Regions from separate parts of the Homo sapiens genome. Here region 1 is linked to region 2. A link is an interaction called in ENCODE POLR2A ChIA-PET data of the cell type or tissue named here. Cell type or tissue: Panc1. All regions are shown on one strand. Links, peaks and the distances in the headings refer to the core of each region. The heading gives the core; the rest is flanking DNA. Region 1 holds the start of LOC124904238 (a long non-coding RNA gene). Region 2 has its middle 37 kb from the start of LINC01895.

Region 1 (5,385 bases), core at 260-5,259, 560 kb before region 2:
TTACCTGGATAAAAATATAGGAGAGAGATGTTTTTCTTCCCTACCTCCTTGCTGTAGTATTGTAATTTTTCCCAAGGCACATTTTTCCATAAGAACTCTCATCTTTTCCTTTTTCAGAGTGTCTTTTCTTCTCTGTTCTCTCCTGGTAGCCTCATCTTAAAAAAAAAAAAAAATTACTGAGCTATAAAAGTATAACATACCCACTCCCATTTTACACTCCCACCTTAAGAAGAAATGCAAAGAAAAATTCTTCCTTTGAGGAGTTCATCTTTTTTGCTCCCTTTGAACTCCTCCTGACAAGTCTGGCTCCCTTGGGAATGCCTCCATCAATCCCTGAGAAGACCCCAAGCTGGCAATCCCTGGACAAGGGCAGTGCCAGAGCCTGTTCTTGGAGTTCAGAAGAAGCCACCAGCACATGGACAGTTTTCATACACGACACACAATTATGTGGTCAGTACTTCCCACTGAAGCTGGTGTTGCCTAATTTCCTGTAAGGTTGCTACATGTTAATAAGTTATCAAGAACTATAACAATTTCAGAGCTCAAAGAATCATTTAATCCACTTAGCATATGAAAAAGTAGACACAAAGAAAGGTAAATACTTAGTGGGTTAAACCGTTAGCATGTGGCAGAGGTGGGACTAGAACCCAGTCTCTTAACTTAGAGAAATGGCCATTAATGAAAGTTGCAACCGAAAGCTCTAGAAACTCTTTAAGAACATAAAGCTTCACCCACCACTGAAAGTAAAGTATTTCGATAAGGATATCTGTCTTACAAAAAGTAAGGAGTAAAGAGATAAAAGCCCTAGAGTACCACACATTTTGTCTGCGAAGGTTCTATGACCAGTGGCAAAAACAAAACAAACTGAAAGGAAACAAAAACAAAAACAAAAACACCTGTACTTAAGTAAGTAATGATGAGATTAGATGAGAAGTATCAGAGTAAAGGATGCTGTGTATGGATCTAGCATAAGCCTTTGTTAGTAATGAAATGTTTTCGTTATATCTGCCTATATGCCTACATTCTTCCTTCCTTAGGTTCATTTTTCTTTCTTTTTTATACCTTTTTGGAGTTGCGATCTCAGGTAGTGGTGAAAAGTGGAAAGATAAGGAAAGTGATATTAATTGAAAATCTACTATATACCAGATGCTATAGCAAATGTGTTCCCATTTCTTATTTCATTTAATCTTTGTGATAATCCCAAGATTACTGAATGTAATAATATTCTATTTTTATAAGAGAAGAAACTGACACTTAGAAATATCAAGTCATTTAAAGCCCCACAATCTGGAGGTTGTACAACTGAGATTTAGGCTCAAGTATGTTTGATGCCAAAACCAAGCTCTTTCTAATATGCCCTAGCACAGACCTGAAATCAAGGGCATCAAAAATGGTGAGCAAGAAGAAAATAAAAATCTTTAAAATAAGCATATTATTATTAAAGTTTTTCAGTAAAATGAGAATGAAATCTTAAAGGCTTAAGTATGGGATTTAGTAGTAGCATTATTGGATCTCCTACTATAAAGATTTGGAAATTCTATTTTCAAACTATTTGCCTTCTTTAAGTCATTTTTGTAATGAAACGTTTGAGGCTTACAGAAAGGTATAAAGAAAAAAAATAAAACACCCATGTATACATCACCCGTCATACAGAACTAAAACATTCATTACAATGGATCACAGACACACTCATATTAATCCCTTTACTTCCCTTCTTCCCCAGAGTAATAGCTCATCTGTCTTTGACACCAAAGCACCTTTGTTTTCAATTCTGAAATTATTGAAAGGTTGAAAACAGTTTAACATATTCTGTCCTACATTGGGAAATAATTAACCAAGCTAGTTCAACCTTTTAAACTAAACTCCAAGTTAATCCTTATTAATAGATATTGAATGTATTAAGCTTCTATTTATGCAAGACTTTCAAACTAGGGGAAAAAATCTATATTTCAATGTTGGGAGGTAGTATGTTAGTAAGAGAATTAAATGTAAAACAGTGTAGACCTCCCAACCCCTGTGCTGAGGCTGAAGAGATGCTGTAAAGAAAGGGAAGAAAGAGCCATATATTCATATGGGGTCAGAGGAGAATAGAAAATACCTCCTGAGAACTGGGCTTCTGGCTCCCTTCTTGCTTCTAGGAAATGAAAAGAGGATCTGCCACCCCGTGCAAGCTCTGCTGAGGAAGATAGGGTTAGCCCGTGCCAGCTAGCTCCAAGGGAATAATTTCATCTATAGGCTCATTCTTAGAAGTAAATTTGGGAAAACAGAGAGGGAAAGAGGGTTTCTTTGGAGTTCTTTTTTTTTTTTTTTCAGCTCTATTGCCTTAATTGCCAACTAATATTGAAGCTGGATTTACAAATGGATTTAACTTCAATATTAGAGACTTAGTAGGCAAAGCACTATTCTTCTAGTTCCCGGAGCGTTCTAGTCCTTATTTGCTGCTAACTAGTAACATGACCTGGAAACATGCTTTCAGCTCTCTGGACCTCCTTCCTCTGCTAGAAAATGAGGCGCTTGGTCCAAAAGATGTATGATCTCAGTATGCATTTTCAAACTCGTAAATTACATGTGTCAGAGTACTAATTAGAACTATTTTCAAGAATTGGAAGTCCCAGGACTCTCATTTCAGAGATGCCTACTGTATGTTTTTCAGATGTTGTCTAATTTGCTCTTTAAAATTCTAGAGATATTTCACAGTTGAAGAAGCTAAGATTTCGTAAATTAGGTTAAGTAACCTGCCCAAGGACACACAGCTAGTATGTGGCAACACGTTGGGTCAAAACTGATTTGTCTGCTTTCAAAGTCTGTATTCATTTACTATGCCCAATCTCTACCTCCTCCAAATACAAAGCAGAGGAAGGAAGCAGTGTATATCAAATATCTATTATGTGCCAGAAACTGTGTATGTCTCATTAAGTACTCAAAACAACTTTGTAGAGTATTATTTACTTTAGTTTTATAGACAACAAAACAGGCACAAATGCTTAAATCATTTGCCCAGGAACACATAAACAGTAAGTGGGGGAGCTAGCACTTGATCCCAAATCTACCCAACTCCGTAATATGCTTCAGTAATGGAAATGAGTGCGTATTTTTTATTTTATTACTTGATTTATTTTGTGGTAAATGTATGTGTGCATTTGACCTCATATGCATGTGAGAAGTTAAGAGGGCATGGATATGAAATTAGACTAACAATGAAACAACTGATTATGTCCCTAATTTGATTCAAGACTAACAAAGATGAAATTAGTAATCACCAATAATAAAGTCTAAATACTAGCAAAGCTCTGCTTCTCTCTTTGCGGAATTATCACTTAGAATTCGCTTAATTTAGGCCATTGCCATGATTCTATAGAAAATGAGAAGTCTATAAGTATTTAGCCTCTGCCTGACATTGACTTAGGAATCAAATACTGTAGCTTGAAATCGTTGCAAGTCCCAGTTAATACGGTCAATTGTATTATGAGTGATAAGTGCTCACTCACAAGCTGTCTGCAGTTAATAAAAAAAGGGACTCCTTTTTTTTCCAATATTGTTATTTTTAAATGTCAAGAATCAGATGTCTGCTGTTTAGAACTATTGTACCGCTGCCAGTGACTGTCTGTATTAGGGTTGGGAGCAGGAACATGGATTTGAAGACATTAAAACTGTTTAATTCTCAGTTGAGATGTGGTTGGCTCTTATACATTTGGAATAAAGCATTTATGGCACATCTCAGGGTAAGTGCTTAATAGTTAAATAAATAAAATAGGAAGAGGTTCAGAGATAGAATAAAAGGTGGTTTTTGTTGTTGTTTTGTTTTTGCTTTTAAAAAGCAGAATTCTTGGTTCTGTTTATGCCTCTTTATGTAAATGTTGTATGTTGAGTGACTGACATATAAAGCCATTCAGAAGAGCAAGATTTTAGATTTCCAACTGTTAACCTAAAAGAAAAATCCCTTCAAACAGTGTATTTTGCATTCATTCAGCCGTAGAAACAGGAAAAGGGAAACAAAACGCTCTCTCCGCGGTAGAAGTGGAGAGAGAGAGACAGAGGGAGCGAGAGAGAGAGCAAGACAGACCGAGAAGGAAAGCACTCCCAGAGATGAAATTTTAGGAAAGCAAAATGATCGACCTTTTTAAGGCTGAGTGGGTTTCTTCAGTTTGTGTGCAAGTTTCAAGAAATGGAAGGACTGACCAGGTTTGGGTATAACTCTTTTATTACTTTGTATTTGGTAATAGTGTGGTGTTGATTTGGATGGTTTTTGTGGTAGGGAAAGGAAGGGGTAGTATTTGTGATTTTATTTCTCCTCTAAATAATGGCTAGAAAGACTGGAAGAGCTGACAAATTAATGTGTGCACAGATAGTAAAAAAGCAGATGGAGACATCAGATATCTACAAATCTGTGTCTCCACAAGGGCTTTATAAAATCTTTAATTGACACATGATCTCCTTAGATCTGCTAGGTGCTCTTAGAGGATATTATATGGCTGGTGATTGAAATATGATCGGTTGTTTTCCAGGACCAGGATTCTGAATAGTTACTGTTGCTTTGCAAAATTAACATTTATGATGATTGCTCTTTTTGGGGGTGGGGGTCTGCTTAAATAAGGTACCACACAAGATCACTGAGGAAGCATTCATAAGCATGAATCCAGGATCTTTTAAATACAGGTAAAATTATTTTTTTCAATAATTGGTTCAAGATTATTTCCATCTTTGCCCAGTGGGAGTTTTCTTTCCCTGGCTGAGTTTTCCTCCCTCTTGTGTTAGAACAATTTTAAGTCTCCCAATTCAGTTAAAACTACTTTACATGCAATTTATGAAAGTGCTGAACAGTTCTGCTAATGACTTTGGCTACTGGGATGTTTCTTTGCTGCCTTTTTCTGAAATCCCATCCACCACATTCATTGATGATTTTCTTTATTTTTAATTTAAATTGCCCTAATAATCCAGCAAGTGAATGTCAAGGTTCCTGAATGGATTTCCTATTGGGTTTGCACAATCTTCTCCCTGTTTTTCACTGATCTTGGTAGAGATGCCCCTCTTCATTCATAAAAAGATGAGATTGCTCCTGCCTGGTGCTAACTTTGGATGTGGAATCAGTGATCAGCAGCAGAATTCTGTTAATTCTCTCTCTCTGATTCTCTTTTATTCTCACTATTGTCAGGTCCAATTAATAAAGGGAAAAAAAAATTGACAAAACATTGTGAGAAAGCAGCAGTCCAGAAAGACTCAGTGGTAGTAAAGGGAAGATCAAAAATATATAGGAAAGCCTTCTTGGAAGTTATTAAAGAAACTTTATTATTCTTGGCCTTCAGTTTCACTGTTTTCTAAAGACATTTTCGGCAACACCAAAGTGCTTGGTTAGCCACAGTCAGAGGTTTCTGCCTGTAACACACA
Region 2 (5,385 bases), core at 153-5,152:
GCAGAAAAATACTTCATGAAAGACAGAGTCAATCAATGAGGCAAATTTCATTGTTGTCTTATTTTAAGAAATTGCCACAGTCATTCCAACCTTCAGCAACCACCTCCCTAATCAATCAGTAGTTATCAACATTGAGGCAAGACCCTCCACCAGCAAAAAGATTACAACTTGCTGAAGGCTCAGATAATCATTAGCATTACCAACCCAAATGTCCATCAATGATAGACTGGATAAAGAAAATGTGCCACATATATGCCATGGAATACTATGCAGCCATAAAGAAGAATGAGATCATGTCCTTTGCAGGGACATGGATGAAGCTGGAAACCATCATTCTCAGCAAACTAACACAGGAACAGAAAACCAAACACTGCATGTTCTCACTCATAAGTGGGAGTTTAACAATAAGAACACATGGACATGGGGCGGGGAACATCACACACTGGGGCCTGTAGAGGGGTGGAGGGCAAGGGGAGGGAGAGCATTAGGACAAATACCTAATGCATGAGGGGCTTAAAACCTAGATGATGGGTTGGTAGGTGCAGCAAACCACCACGGCACATGTGTACCTATGTAACAAATCTGCACGTTCTGCACATGTGTCCCAGAGCTTAAAGTAAAAAAAGAAAAGAAACCAGTAGTTGCCCCTACTGTCTGTTCTTCCTTTTTCCTTACTAGAAAAATCTACACGTTTTTATTGGGCACAAGGCCTACTCAGAAGAAAATATATATTTCTACACCAGCATTGTAGCTAAGTGCAATCGCAGTGGTGAAGTCCTATGCAATATGTAAATGTTGTGAGAAGATATTTAAATGGAGTGGACATGCCCATTTCCTCTTCTCTCTTTCTCCTGGCTATAAAGTAGATGTGATGGCTGGAGCTAGAGTGACCATCTGGAACCACCTGGTGAACTTGAGCTTGAGACTCTAACACTGCAGAGTGTCATACCAACTGTGATGACCTACTCAGACTTCTAAGTAAGACAGCAATAAACTTCATTCTGATTTAACCCACTGTTACTTTGAGCTTTTTCTATTACAGTCAAGTCTAATCCTAACCGATATATGCTCCCTTCAACTTTTCCTCAGGCACTGGGAGAAAAGACAGAGCACAAAAGATGCAACCTCAAACTGAATTTCTAAGAGGAAGACGAGTCTCAGGGCAATGGGAAAAAATAATAAAGAAAAGTAATAAATAAAAATTCATCCACACTGTATCTGCAAAAATAGAAAACATGGATAGAGCCCCACATGTTAAAGAGTAGTATGGAGAGGAGTATATGAAAATGCAAAAATATAGCAAAAAAAAAAAAAAAAGGAACAAAAGATTAAAACTATTATCTGGAAAGAAACACACCTTTAAAATGTGAAGAAAAATTCCTAAAACCAAAGTTTTGTAGTCTAGGAAAAAAATTTAAAGTACAGATGGTCCCTGATTTATGATGGTTTCACTTGCAATGTTTTGACCTTACAGTAACGCAAAAGTGACACGCATTCCGTAGATGATGTTTGGTAGGTTAGGTGTATTAATGCACTTTTTACTTACATACAATATTTTCAACTTATGATGGGTTTATCAGGACATAACCCCACTGTAAGTTGAGGAGCATCTGTGTATGAATTCAATGAAACAAGAAATCAAAGGGACGTAAGGCAACAGAAAACTGAGATTGCCACGTGTGATGGTTAAATTTATGTGTTAAGTTGATCGGGCCAGGGTGTGCTGAGGCATTTGGTCAAACATTCTAGGAGTGTCTGTGAGGATGTTTCTGGAAGAGACTGAAATGTGAATCAATAGACCAAGTAAAGCAGATTGTTCTCTCTAATGTGGGTCGGCCTCATGCAATCAGTTGAGGATCTGAATAGAACAAAAACGCTGAGTAAAAGGAAGCTCCTCCTACCTGACTGCTTTGAGCTGGGACGTCAGTCTTTTCCAGCCTTTGGACTCAAACTGAGACATTGGCTGTTTTTGGGTGTCAAGCTTGCACACTTTTGGATAGGAACTTACGCTATTGCCTCTCTTGACTCTCAGGCTTTTGGGCTGAGTTAAATCTAGACTACAGCCTAAAATTAGTTTTTACATTTGTAAATCATTTAAAAATAGTTTTGACATATGAAATACCAATGTGTCTGTCCATGTAATTTTAACTGGAACACAGCCACACCCATTCATCTCTTACTATCTATGGCTGCATTTGCTATATAGGACAAATATGTAGTTGCAATAAGACTGTATGTCTGGCAAAGAGGAATATTTATTATTTTTCCCTTACAGATCTGATGTAGATAGAGCAAAATGTGGAGGAAAATTTAATAACCCTTCCTCTACATTAAATTGTCTGCGTCTTCCTTAAAAGTAAATAAGCTAAAAAATTTTGAACAAAAATTCCATAGCCTAGAAGATCTAAAAGTAAACAACCAGACTTCCAAGTTTCAAAAAGAAAAGTACACACTTAAAGCAAACAGAAATCATTAAGCAAAACAAAGGTTGTGTTAAAACTATAAATATATTCTGATGAAAAATTAACATCAAGTATATGACATATAAATAAAATAAATGTAGTAAATACATAGGAGAAAAAAATCAGATTGGGTTAAAAAAAGATTAAATGTCATATATAAGAGAGTTAGAAACAAAGTTATTCAGAAAGAAAAAAGGGAGGGCCTGGCGCGGTGGGTCACGCCTGTAATCCCAGCATTTTGAGAGGCCAAGGTGGGTGGATCACCTGAGGTCAGGAGTTCCAGAGCAGCCTGGCCAAAATGGCGAAACCCATCTCTACTAAAAATACAAAAATTAGCTGGGCATGGTGGCACGCACCTGTTGTCTCAGCTATTTGGGAGGCTGAGGCAGAAGAATTGCTTGAATCCGGGAGGCAGAGGTTGCAGTGAGCTGAGATCGCACCACTGCACTCCAGCCTGGGTGACAGAGCGAGACTCCATCTCGAAAAAGAAAAAAAAAAAAAAGAAACATAAAAGGGAAAGAGAGATTAATAAATCTCAAGACAATGAAAGCAAAAAGAGAGCTGGTATCAACATCAGTCAAGGATGAATTCAAAACAAAGACAAAGTTGAAAAATGATAAAGAAAAATTTTATGATGATAAAGAAGTGAGGCTTTACCTATCATAAATCTTTATGGACTAAATTACATATTCTTCAAATACATTAAGAAAAAATTGCAAATGCACAAAGAATTTTAAAAAGACAATAAGAGTAAAAGACATTCACTCCTTGGGAAATTCATTTCCAGTTCTTTGAAAAATACTAAAGAATAGGCCGGGCGCGGTGGCTCTCGCCTGTAATCCCAGCACTTTGGGAGGCCGAAGCGGGCGGATCACGAGGTCAGGAGATCGAGACCATCCTGGCTAACACGGTGAAACCCCGTCTCTACTAAAGATACAAAAAATTAGCCGGGCGTGGTGGCGGGCGCCTGTAGTCCCAGCTACTCGGGAGGCTGAGGCAGGAGAATGGCGTGAACCCGGGAGGCGGAGCTTGCAGTGAGCCGAGATTGCGCCACCGCACTCCAGCCTGGGCGACAGAGCGAGGCTCCATCTTGGAAAAAAAAAAGAAAAAGAAAAATATTAAAGAATAGCTAGAGGCCAGGCGCGGTGGCTCAGGCCTTTATCCCAGCACTTTAGGAGGCCAAGGCAGGCAGATCACCTGAGGTTGGGAGTTTAGAGACCAGCCTGGCCAACATGGTGAAACCCCGTCTCTACTAAAAAATAATACAAAAATTAGCTGGGTGTGGTGGTGCACACCTGTAATCCCAGCTATTCAGGAGGCTGAGACAGGAGAATCACTTGAACCCTGGAGGTGGTTGCAGTGAGCCGAGATTGTGCCACGGCATTCCAGCCTATGCGAAGAGCAAGACTCCGTCAAAAACAAAAAAAAAGAAGAGATAGAAAATAAGGAATATGATTACGCAAAAAAAAAATACTAAAAGAGAAGAGAATTGAGGGAGACTAATCCTAACAGAAGTGAGCACTGATTCCAAAACTTCAACAATTAACTGACCAATGGAGTAGATTAAAAAGTCCAGAAATAAAACAAACAAACAAAAAAAAGAAGTATTTTTAGGTGACAAAAATCTGTGGAACAAAAGTAATTATTCAATAAACATTGTTGGTTCAATTCACTAACCATTTAAAGAAAAGCATATTTTAACTCTTGCCTTATTCCAAAATAAATTTGAGGCAGAAATATGAAGCAATTGAAATGTTAGGAAATGCTAGAAAAATTGTGAACAAAGTGAGAAAATTTTAAGTACATATTGTTGAAGTAGATCTTCTTTCTAAGCAGAATACAACCCCACAAGCCAAAAAAAAAAAAAGCATACATTTAATTTGATGAAAATATAAGTTTTCTGTTTAGCTTTAAAAAAAAAATCACTCAGTATAGTTTTAGAAAACAAGCAACAGGCCGGGTGTGGTGGCCCACACCTGTAATCTCAGCACTTTGGGAGGCTGAGATGGGTGGATCCCTTGAGCCCAGGAGTTCCAGACCAGCCTGGGCAACATGGTGAAACCCTGCCTCTACAAAAAATACAAAAAATTAGCCAGGTGTGGTGGTGGGCCTGTAGTCCTAACTACTCAGGTGGCGGAGGTGGGAGAATCGCTTGAGCCCGGGAGGTTGCAGTGAGTCGTGATGGGGCCATTGCACTCCAGCCTGGGCAGCAGAGCGAGACCCTGTCTCCAAACAAACGAACAAACAAAAAAAAAACAGGGAAGTAGTTGCCACGCACATCATTGAAAAGGGCTAATTTCATTGACAGATTTAAAATTTCTTATTCAAAAAATATTTGATAAAATTGAGTTTGTGGAGTGTGTGAGTAAACACATTACAAACTCCTGAAAACCTTTTGTTTTATTTTTTAAAATTCTTTATTGAGATAACATTGACATGTAAAAAACTGCACATATTTAAATGATTTGATCAGTTTTGACGTGTAAATAAATCTGTGAAACTATGACGGCTTGAAAATAATGAAGATATCTGTCACCTCAAAATGTCCTTGTGTCCCTGCAATCTCTCCCTCCCTCACTCCTCTTTTCCACCCCCAGTCCCTAGGCAACCACTGAACTGTTTTTTTGCTCTTACGGATTAATTTGCATTTTTGTCATTGTATACAAATGGAATTATACAGTAATACTCTTTTTGTGTGTGGCTTAACTCAGCATAAATATTTTGAGATTCATCCATGTTGTTGTATATATCAATAGTTCATTCTTTTTTCTTTTTTAATTTTTTTTTTTTTTGAGACGGAATCTCCCTCTGTCGCCCAGGCTGGAGTGCAGTGGCGCGATCTCGGCTCACTGCAACCTCCGCCTCCCAGGTTCAAGCGATTCTCCTGCCTCAGCCTCCGGAGTAGCTGGGATTACAGGTGTGC

What was found. Peaks named below come from ENCODE experiments on the same cell type or tissue, not always from the same donor. Only the 100,000 strongest peaks of a DNase experiment are listed, where the experiment ranks them.
Region 1: POLR2A ChIA-PET joins it to region 2 with 5 read pairs; 1 of 35 experiments calls an interaction of 5 or more read pairs at or near these places.

What each region holds. Positions count from the first base shown.
Region 1 is chr18:3,872,951-3,878,335 of GRCh38, reverse strand. All of the region lies in intron 4 of DLGAP1 (DLG associated protein 1), which reads left to right. LOC124904238 (a long non-coding RNA gene) reads right to left here and starts at 511. Exons shown (of 4, transcript XR_007066270.1): 1 at 224-511; 2 at 1-4. It overlaps DLGAP1-AS3 (DLGAP1 antisense RNA 3), which reads right to left and starts at 156. Exons shown (of 3, transcript NR_038895.1): 1 at 45-156. In Panc1, for the core only: no CTCF peak of the experiment used is centred there; no DNase peak of the experiment used is centred there; H3K27ac peaks cover 292 bases.
Region 2 is chr18:3,310,416-3,315,800 of GRCh38, reverse strand. No RefSeq gene overlaps it. Among named protein-coding and RNA genes, the nearest start is that of LINC01895, 37 kb to the left of the region's middle. In Panc1, for the core only: no CTCF peak of the experiment used is centred there; no DNase peak of the experiment used is centred there; H3K27ac peaks cover 2,914 bases.